2 separate regions of the Homo sapiens genome follow, and region 1 is linked to region 2. The links are chromatin loops, found by intact Hi-C in ENCODE. Cell type or tissue: PC-3. All regions are shown on one strand. Each heading gives the region's core, and the rest is flanking DNA. Links, peaks and the distances in the headings are about the cores only. Region 1 overlaps DDX4 (DEAD-box helicase 4). Region 2 overlaps SLC38A9 (solute carrier family 38 member 9).

What was found. Peaks named below come from ENCODE experiments on the same cell type or tissue, not always from the same donor. Only the 100,000 strongest peaks of a DNase experiment are listed, where the experiment ranks them.
Region 1: a loop joins it to region 2, with 6 times the contacts of the local background. A loop is called at or near these places in 3 of 110 quality-filtered maps.

The regions. Positions count from the first base shown.
Region 1 is chr5:55,756,050-55,761,439 of GRCh38, forward strand. DDX4 (DEAD-box helicase 4) reads left to right here. Exons shown (of 22, transcript NM_024415.3): 4 at 4,151-4,228. Among named protein-coding and RNA genes, the nearest start is that of DDX4, 21 kb to the left of the region's middle. In PC-3, for the core only: no CTCF peak of the experiment used is centred there; a DNase peak (open chromatin) is centred at 2,402; H3K4me3 peaks cover 504 bases; H3K27ac peaks cover 3,599 bases.
Region 2 is chr5:55,706,006-55,711,333 of GRCh38, forward strand. The region is part of intron 2 of SLC38A9 (solute carrier family 38 member 9); the gene reads right to left. Among named protein-coding and RNA genes, the nearest start is that of SLC38A9, 3.7 kb to the right of the region's middle. In PC-3, for the core only: no CTCF peak of the experiment used is centred there; a DNase peak (open chromatin) is centred at 2,916; H3K4me3 peaks cover 361 bases; H3K27ac peaks cover 489 bases.

The DNA.
Region 1 (5,390 bases), core at 122-5,121, 50 kb after region 2:
AGGTTATTTGTGGATGTATGATATTCCCTATGTAAATATACCGTAAATTAAAATATTGATGGTCATTTTTATAGTTTCCAGTATTTGCCTGTTATGAGTGGTTCTCTTAAGAATGTTTTCCAATTCATGTCTTTCGGTGGATATAAAAATCTTCTCTGAATGTGATTGGCAGAACAGTAGCATTGGCATCACCTGGGAACTTGTTAGAAATGAAGAATCTCATACTGCACCCAGAACTACTGCATCAGAATGTGTGTTTTAATGAGATCACCAGGTAATTTGTATGCACATTACTGTTACACTCTGAAGTCTCTATTTGGAAGACTTGACACTGAATTCTAAGTGTTAGTGTTTCAGCTACTTGGGGTAATGAAAGGGATTAGAAGTCAGGAGAGCTGGCAGCCCTAAGCACCACTAAATAGTTTCAAAACTCTTTGCCCCTAAGTCTTTTCTCATCTTCCTTTAATTTTCCTCACTCTGGTTTAGGCAAATCACTGTGGAGAAAGGTTGGAAGATTATAGAGTCTTAGAGCGCATACTGAAGTCTCATACATAATTGGGTTCTTTTGCTTGGTGGTTTTAGTATATGGAATTTTTTTTAAGTTCTTGTTCAATATTTGAGCCTCTTTGGATTTGGTCCAAGTGTAACTATATTGAGAGATATTCTTTGTGGTCAGTTGTTGGGGATTGTGTACACTAACACTAAATTCATTTTAAATGGACTTCATTTTTATTTCTTTTGGTTTATTTTGGTGGATTTCATAGCATTCAAGAAGAGCATCTATACTCCATCATTTATTGGTATTAGAGTCTTATTTATTTTTATTGCTATGTATAATATGTATTGTGGGGATTGCCGTGATATATATCAATGACAGCATATCATTACATTCATGAAAGTGAATGTAAACTTTCACATTTACATGTGAAAGTACTGTGAGATTTAAAACTACTAAAAAATGGAAAGGAAATAATTGTATATTTTCCTTAGGATTGTGTGCTAATAACAAGGTAAACTGGGTTAATTCTTTCTTAGAACCTTCTACTCTTGTACCATCATTTTTATGTATTTTTTATTTACATAGGTTTTTGGGGAACAGGTGGTGTTTGCTTACATGAGTAAGTTCTTTAGTGGAGATTCGTGAGATTTTGTGAACCCATTACCTGAGCAGTATGCACTGTACCCAATTTGTAGTCTTTTATCCCTCACCCCTCATCGCACTCCTTTCCCCAAGTCCCCAAAGTCCATTGTATCATTCTTATGCCTTTGCATCCTCATAGCTTAGCTCCTGCTTATGAGTGAGAATATCTGCTATTTGGTTTTCCATTCCTGAGTTAATTCACTAAGAATAATGGTCTCCAATTCCATCCAGGTTGCTGCAAATGCCATTATTTCATTTCTTTTTCTGGCTGAATAGTATTCCATGGTGTATATATACACCACTCATTGATTGATGGGCATTTGGGCTGGTTCCATATTTTTGAAATTGCGAATTGTGCTGCTATAAACATGCGTTTGCAAGTATCTTTTCATATAATGACTTCTTTTCCAACTAGTGAGAGGTAGGATTCCCAAGAATAATTGTTACCCTGTGACTTTATTGTAGAATCTTTATTGAAGACCTTTTCATGAAAAAAATCTACTGTATTGAAGTCTTATGTAAACCATAAAGCTTAATGTTTTGAACCACCACTAATTTTAAGAACATTACCCACCGGGCGCGGTGGCTCACGCCTGTAGTCCCAGCACTATGGGAGGCTGAGGTGGGTGGATTACTTAAGGCCAGGAGTTCGAGACCTGCTTGGCCAATGTGGTGAAACCCTGTCTCTACAAAAAAATAAAAAAATTAGCTGGATATTGTGGTACACGCCTCTAGTCCGAGCTACTCAGGAGGCTGAGGCAGGAGAATTGCTTGAACCTGGGGGTCAGAGGTCGCAGTGAGCGGAAATTGTGCCACTGCACTCCAACCTGGGTGACAGAGCAAGACTCCATCTCAAACAAGACAAAACAAAAAAATTCTCATGCACATTTGGGTTGTTTCCTTTTTTGCTGTTATGAACAAACTCTCATCATTCCTTAGTTTGCTAAGTATATGTTAAGTCATGAAAGGTGTTAAATTATGTAATATACTTTATCTGGAGAGATTAGTTATTTTTTATTAATGTTGTGTGTTACCTTTTTTTAGATATGGTAGTGTTAAATACCCTTGCATACTGGGATAAACCCAATTAGTCATAATATATTTTATCCATTCAGTTTACTGTTGGGTTTGGTTTGCTAATATTTGTTTTTGAGATTTTGTATCTATGAGTAAGGTTTATAATTTTCTTCTGAACTTTCATATCAAGGTTATGTTGGTCTGTAGAATGAGTTGGTGAGTAATTTCTCTGTTTCCTGGAAGAGTTGTATGACAGTTGAATTATTTGTCCTTTGAGAGTTTGGTAGAACTCACCTGTAAAACCCGATCTCTCTGCATCTTTCTGATGCAGAAAATTAAGTACTGATTTAACTTCTGTAGGAGAGTTGGGTTTTTTATTGATTCTTGAGTCACTTCTGGTGAGTCAATTTTCTAGGAACTTTTTCATTTCTTTTAATTTACTAGCATAAAGTTGTTCAGAGAAGTTCTCTAGTTGTCTTTCTGTTCTTTGAGATTCTTTTTAAACACATTTCTAATACTGTTCACTTGTGTCTTTGTATCTGTTCTCCCTTCACCCCCATTATTAGTCCTCTAGTAGTTGGTTACCCTGGCAAATTTTATAGGTCTTTTCGAAGAACCAAGTTTTGGCCTTTTTGAGCTGCTGTATTACGTTTGTTTCCTTAAAAAAAAAAAAAAAAAAAAAAAAAAAAAAGAGGCAGACAGACAAGGTCTCTTTCTGTTTCCCAGGCTGGAGTGCAGTGGTTTAATAATAACTCACTGCAGCCTTGAATTCCTGGGCTCAAGTGATCCTCCTGCCTTAACCTCCTAAATAGCTGGGTCTACAGGTGTGCACCACCACACCCAGCTACTTAAATTTTTTTTTTGGTAGAGATACTGTCTTGCTATGTTGCCCAGGCTGGTCTCAAATTTCTGACCTCAAGCATCTCTTCCCACTTTGGTCTCCCAAAGCTGTTTCCTATTTTATTAATTTTCGTTCTTTATTTCCTTTACTTTTGTGTGATTTACTTTGTTTTTCTAATATTCTTGTTGAGATGGCTATTAAGCTTATTGAGTTCTTATTTTCTAGTATAAATATTTAAATACTGATAAAGTCACATTTTTATCATATAATTTGAAGTATTTTTAAACTTCCATTGTGAGTTTTTTTTTTGAGCTGTGGGTTATATAGAAATGTTTTTAAAAATACGTCACCAAATGGGATTTTAAACAATTTTTTTCATATTTAATAGCTTTTGATTTGATTGCATTGTGATAAGAGAATCTCATGTATATGAATTGATTATTGAACTCTTGTTGAATTTGCATTATGGCCCTTCTACATGGCCAGTTTATAAACACTCTCCATTGTTGAAGAATGTGAGCTCTTTAATGTTGAATGCTGTATATTTCTTTGGAATCCTTGTGCATACTATTGTATGGATGACCATAATTTCTTTATTCCACTTTGATCATTTATTTGGTATTACAGACAGTGCTTATAAAAATTTTTTTATGTCTGTCTGGATAACCATGTGATTATATCCAGAGGAGAAATTCATGTTACTGTACTTTCAGAGTATATGCCTTTTAAATTAGGATCAAGATTGATCTAGTTTATAATCTAAATACAGTGTATGTTTCGTGCCTGTTTCCCTGTGTCCTTGTTCTGGCTATTAGCAAATTTAAGACTGTTTTCCATTTTTTAAAAATTTATTTATTTTGTTATTTTCTTTCAGGGAATAGAAGGGACTTTTCCATTCAATTATGAGGTTAAAAATTGCTGTCTTTTGATTTCTAGTTCTTTATGAATCAGATTTAGTCACAATTTATTTTTCTTTAGGAGAACTGTCTATTCATGTAGCCATTTTTTTTTTTTTTTACTGGGCTGTTTGTCACCTTTTTTACTGCTATATAAAATTTCTCCTTTGCCACATGTGGCACAGAAGGCTTAAGGTTTGCAAGTACTAGATACTTGTTTTTATTTGACTTACTTCAAAATGTTGTTTGCTTTAGAAATGGATGATGGACCTTCTCGAAGAGATCATTTCATGAAAAGTGGATTTGCCTCTGGGCGGAATTTTGGAAACAGAGGTAAGCATCTTTGTCTTTCCTTAATCTCCTGAACTGTTGAATAATTGGATATATAGAGGCTTTCATGGCCATTTGGTACAAAGCTAAGTCTGTTGTAAGTCAGTGTGTAGTAGACTTGGTGTTGAGATAATGAGTTCATCATTTTTCCAAGTTCATTTTCTTTTTTCTGTTTTACTTCTTTGGGATAGTAGGGAGTAGTGTTAAGTTGATTAGACAGATTGGTTGGAGGGATGGATGGGTTGGATGGATGGATGATTCACAGAGCTGCTGCTTAATGTGTTTGTGATATTGATTTCCAACAATTGATGTGGGAAGAATATTTGTAAAAGCTTCAGGGATTAGAGGTGAGAGGGACTCTTTCTTGAATTTTATATTTTTCAAGAAAAGGCAGTATAGGAAACATTTGTTAGCTCATTAGTATTAATTTTTTAAGAGTTTATTTTGCCATTATTGGATTTTTAAATTTTACTTTTAGAACAACCACCTGATATGACAGATAATGACACAGCAAAACACCTTTCTACAGTCCATTTTTAGACTTAATATTAACATGCTAGAAATATGTGCTATATTTTATTATAGTGCAATAACATATTAGAACTTCAGGTTAAATTTATTTGAAAATCCATACGGTCATTTTTTTATCTTTTAGGGGATGCCATAGCGAGGGCTATTTGTTAAACATACTTGACACTTATTCTTGAATTTATGAGATGTTATTTTTTGAAAAACTCTATTGAGACTTGCAGATATTTTTGCTGTGGAAACTAAAAGATGCATGATGTTTTATTTGACATTTGGAAAATTTAATTTCTTTAGATACAATAAACACAAATTTGAGTTTTATATTTTGACATGTTTCTGCCACTAATAGAAATGATTTATTCAAATATACACATATATATTGGTTTTTAAGCCTGCATATTAAGATGCATTGTTTATTTGGACAATGTAATTGTGCTAAGAGATTCAGATGAGATTTTGTTAGCTACTATTAAAATTAGAAATATTTTAATATTACATTTAGGAGCATATTTATTATTTACGTATCTTTTAAAATTATATTTTAGTAGAGGTTATGTGATATTTTGATACAGGCTTCTAAATATTATTGAATAAAACCTTTTTCAGTGAGAAAATCATCACTGAGGCAGATTTTACC
Region 2 (5,328 bases), core at 329-5,328:
CTGGCTTTAAACTCTTTAAGACATAATCAGGGCTAGAATGAGTGAAATTTCATGCCTGGGTATCCGGATTACACATTAAACACCATGAATCTGTTTTTCTTGAAGCAAGCTAGTTTAGGTAAATTTCTTTTGTTGCAAAATTTTTTGTCTCAAGGCTCAATATTTCCTTACCCAGCAACAACCCTTCCAGTGGCAGTGAAACAAGGGAAAGGACAGAAGCCAAGTCAGAGTAGCAAAAACATATCTGCCTAAACAATGGCAGAAATATATGGCTATACTTTCTAATTTACTTTGTAAACCAATATACTCTGTAGTATTGGTTCCTAAACTAAACTGAGAATGTGGGTGAGTTTAGAGAGAGAAGATCCTTTCACTTTCTGGAAATTAATACTTTACTTAAAGATTGAAAGTGAAGAAACCAGGAAAGAGGAGAAATCTAGAAAGATCCTTGGATTTCAGTGAACCTTATCAAAAAGTGAAATCAAGGTTGGGGAAAAATGTAAGGGCCACTGAGGAATTAAAATTTCCAGTTTAGTCACCTATGTGTATTTGTTCTGAGCAAATCCAAAGTTCTGCAGCATAGCAGAATTAGCTATTTATTCTAAATAAGTAGAAAACTGATGATTTCAAATAACAAATCATAAATGAGGAGTTCAAAGTCCCTGGTGCCTTTCAAAGATTTATAATATTCAAGTAAATATGAAGAACTGTAAGAAAACTGGTAATTTGCAGTTGTCTCAATTAGTCAATTAGCATGATGTTAAATTTTCAACAGAAATTTAATGTCCCCTCCTTTTTTCCCCACACAGAGCCAAGGTGGAATTTTTTTATTTAAATTTTTTAATTTTTATTTTTTTGTGTAGATGGTGCAAGTTTTGTCACAACAGAAACAACTGTACTCGTTGCTCCTGAGAATTTCAGGTGACAACAGATATGCTTTCTTTTTTTTTTTTTGAGACAGGGTCTCACTCTGTCACCCAGGCTGGAGTGCAGTAGTGCCATCTGGGCTTGCTGCAACCTCCTCCCGCCAGGCTCAAGCTATCCTCCCACCTCAGCCTCTAAAATAGCTGGGATCCCAGCTGTGCGCCACTATGTTGCCCAGCCTGGCCTCAAGTAATCTTCTTGCCTCAGCCTCCCAAAGTACCAAAGTGCTGGGATTATAGGCATGAGCCACCATGCCTAGTCTTAAAGCTTTTTTGAATGTCTTGATGAGAAGTATAAAATATCCCGAAGTTTGATGACTTAGGTTGAGAGGTGAATTAGAGTTCCACAGCAAATATTACATAGGTGATAATGCAGAATAGTTTATCAATGATTAACAAAAATGCTAAATACTTCTATAGTATTAATTTGTCAGACATTACATTGATATAATTTGGTAGGGGCTAAATATACAAGATGACATAAACAGACATATTCCAGCCTGGCCAACATAGTGAAACCCTGTCTCTACTAAAAGTACAAAAATTAGCCAGCAGTGGTGGCACACACGTGTAGTCCCAGCTACCCGGGAGGCTGAGGCAGGAGAATTGCTTGAACCCAGGAGGCAGAGGTTGCAGAGCAAGACTCTGTCTCAAAACAAAACCCAGACATAATCACTTTTAACATCTCACTCAATCTCTGAGTTTTAAAACAAAGTCCCAGATGCAAGACCACTAAGTCAAATCTAAGTCATTAAATGAGTCTCTAATTGTTTAAGATTGGTTTTAATAAGGAGTCCAGCTATGATTTGAATGTTTGTGTCCCGTCCAAAATTCATATGTTGAAACTTAATTGCCAATGTTATAGTATTAACAGGTAGACCCTTTTGGAGGTAATTATGTCAGGAAGGCAGAACCCTTATGAATGGAGTTAGTAACCTTATGAAAAGTTTGAAGGGAACTAGCTAGATCCCTTTTGTCTTTCCATCCCTTCCCCCATGTGAGGACACAGCACCAAGGCACCATCTTGGAAGCAGAGACCGGGTCCTCACCAAACATCAAATCTGCAGGTGGCTTGATCTTGGACTTCCCAGCCTCCACAACTGCTAGAAATTAATTTCTATTGTTTATAAATTACCTAGCCTCAAGTATTTCATTAGAGCAGCACCAAGAGACTGAGATAGGTCCCAGTAGGGAATGAACAGCTTAGTTGACTTGCTTGGTACTTTCGACTTTTATTTAAAATGTTGGTGACTGAGCCAGGCATGGTGGCTCATGCCTGTAATCTCAGCTACTCGGGAGGCTGAGGTGAGAGAACTGCTTGAGCCCAGGAGTTCGAGATTGCAGCGAGCTACAATGGCACCACTGCATTCCAGCCCAGGTGACAGAGTGAGACTGTCTCTAAAAGAACAAAAAATGTTAGTGCCTGTACTGAAGCACTTCTCTCCGTAAAAAGGACATAGAGAGCAATCAAAGTAAACTGGTATGACATTATTTTAAAAAGGTATTGACTGTGATTATTGGCGTATCTCAAAGAATATCAGCCCTTTCCATACTAGGCTCAGAAATGTCTTTTCACAATTCTTTGCAAAAATAAATCTATAGAATCTATGCCAAGATGCTAGCATCAATCTGCAATAGAATACACTAGCTTGTGCCCAAATAAATGTGACTATGGACCCACATACAACTATTATATATGTTCTTTCTCAGAGACTAAAAATGAATATTACTGAATACTTTTGTGTATGTTATAGAGTTTCAGATACTACATTTATACTCAGTGTCCTAGGCTAGAGGTTGACATATTTTTTTCTGTAAAGGGTCAGATAATAAATATTTCAGGCTTTTTGAGCCATATAGTTTCTGCAGCTACTCAATTCTACCTGTTAGCATGAAAGGCAATTGAGTGTGCATGGCTGTGTTCCAATAGAACTTTATGAAAAAAATATATCTGTCAGCAGGCCAAATTTGGTCATAGTTTACTCACCTCTGTAGTATGCCAACATAAAAGCAAATGGAACCACACCACAAAAAAGTCACCCTGGTGGAAGCAGTTATGCTATGTATATATATTTTCTTCTGTATTAGTCTGTAACAGCTATAAACTCCAATAACAAACTTATCTAAATCTCTTCCTGATGAATCATTTACTGGTTAGCCAATAGGATCTATAATGCTCCTATTCTGATGTGACAGTTGGAACATGCTTCCAACCTGATCAATAAATGCTTCAAAAGGCGTTAAATTTGACAGTGCTGGAGGATAGTGTGGTCTCACAAAAAAATTACCAAAGCAACGCTGTGGTACCAAAGAATCTCTCCTTCTACAATGGGAACACTAAATGCTCTCAAGTTATATTTCAGTGGTAAGAAAGAAAAAAACCCTAGCAAACGACAGAAATTTAAGTATGTTACAAAATGCAGGCCTGGTAGACATTTTTAACCTCTAAGTGATTTTTTTTTTTTAACTTTTAAGCCCATATATACTTTTTAAAAAATACCATATAGGTCCAGTGTGGTGGCTCATGCCTGTAATCCCAATGCTTTGGGAGGCTGAAGCAAGAGGATTGCTTGAACCTAGGAGTTCAAGGTAACAGTTAGCTATGACAGTGCCACTGCACTAAAGCTTGAGTATCAGAGCAAAACTCTGCCCCTAACCCCAAAAAGAAAAAAAAAATACTAAACAATACTATTTCAATTTGTAGTTCAGGTTGGTATTCCATCCTCCTATGCTGAGTTTACCCTTTATTGTAAGTATTTAGAGTATTATAAAATCACAATTAAAAGCATATTATTTTATGTATGTAACTGAAATATATAGTATTTAAGATTGTGATTAGAAATCTAAGGCTAACTGGCTGGGCGTGTGTGGCACACGCCTGTAATCCCAGCACTTTGGGAGGCCGAGGCAGGCAGATCAAGAGGTCAGGAGATCAAGACCATCCTGGCCAACATGGTGAAACCCCATCTCTACCAAAACACACACAAAAAATTAGCCGGGTATGGTGGCGTGTGCCTGTAGTCCCAGCTACTTGGGAGGCTAAGGCAGGGGAATCGCTTGAACCCGGGAGGCAGGGGTTGCAGTGAGCTGAGATTGCGCCACTGCACTCCAGCCTGGCAACAGAGCAAGACTCCATCTCAAAAAAAAAAAAAAAAAAGAAAAAAAAAAGAAAAAGAAAAGAAAAGGAATCTAAGTCTAACTGTTCTCAGAAGTCTAGGGGAAGGAAAGGTAAATTTTATTTTCTTAGAAACAAAGCAACTATATAGGTGACAACTTTTTTTTTTTTTTTTTTAAGACAGGATCTCCCTCTGTGGCTCAGGCTGGAGTGCAGTGGTGCAGTCTTGGCTCACTGCAACCTCCGCCTGCCGGGCTCAAGCAATTCTCCTGCCTCAGCATCCCAAGTAGCTGGGATTACAGATGAGACGCATACCACCACACCTGGCTGATTTTTGTATTTTTAGTAGAGACAGGGTTTCACCATGTTCGCCAGGCTGGTCTTGAACTCCTAACCTCAAATGATCCGCCCACCTCAGCCTCCCAAAAGTGTTGGGATTACAGGCGTTAGCCACCGCAATCCGCCGAACCTTCTATCTTAACACGAAGTTTGTAGTTGTTTATGAGGCAGAGAGATTTTTCTCAAGTTAGGACATGGGTAATTTTGACCTATTGAAACTTTTTTTGTTTAGTTTTTGTTTTTGTTTTTTTTGAGACGGAGCCTCACTCTGTCACCAGGCTGGAGTGCGGTGGCACGATCTCAGCTCACTGCAACCTCCGCCTCCTGGGTTCAAGCGATTCTCCTGCCTCAGCCTCCTGAGTAGCTGGGACTGCAGGCATGTGCCACCACACCTGGCTAATTTTGGTATTTTTTTTTAGTAGAGACGGGGTTTCACCATATTGGCCAGGATAGTCTTGATCTCTTGACCTCGTGATCTGCCTGCCTCAGCCTCCCAAAGTGCTGGGATTACAGGCGTGAGCCACGGCACCTGGCCAAAACGTTTTTAAAAAATCTTTCTCCTCAGCAGCTGCCTATCCTACATATGTCAGATCTTTGTCATGTCTGAAGGTATTAAAAAGAAAAAAGAGGCTGGGCGCAGTGGCCCACGCCTGTAATCCCAGCACTTTGGGAGGCCAAGGCAGGCGGATCACTTGAGATCAGGAGTTCAAGACCAGCCTGGCCAACATGGTGAAACCCCGTTTCTACTAAAAATACAAAAATTAGCGGGGCGTGGTGGCGGGCAGCTGTAATCCTAGCTACTCAGGAGGGTGAGGCACGAGAATCGCTTGAACCAGGGAGGCGGAGGTTGCAGTGAGCCGAGATCACTCCACTGCACTCCAGCCTGGGCGACAGAGCGAGACTCTTGTCTGAAAAAAAAAAAGAAAGAAAAGAAAAGAAAAAAGAAAACAA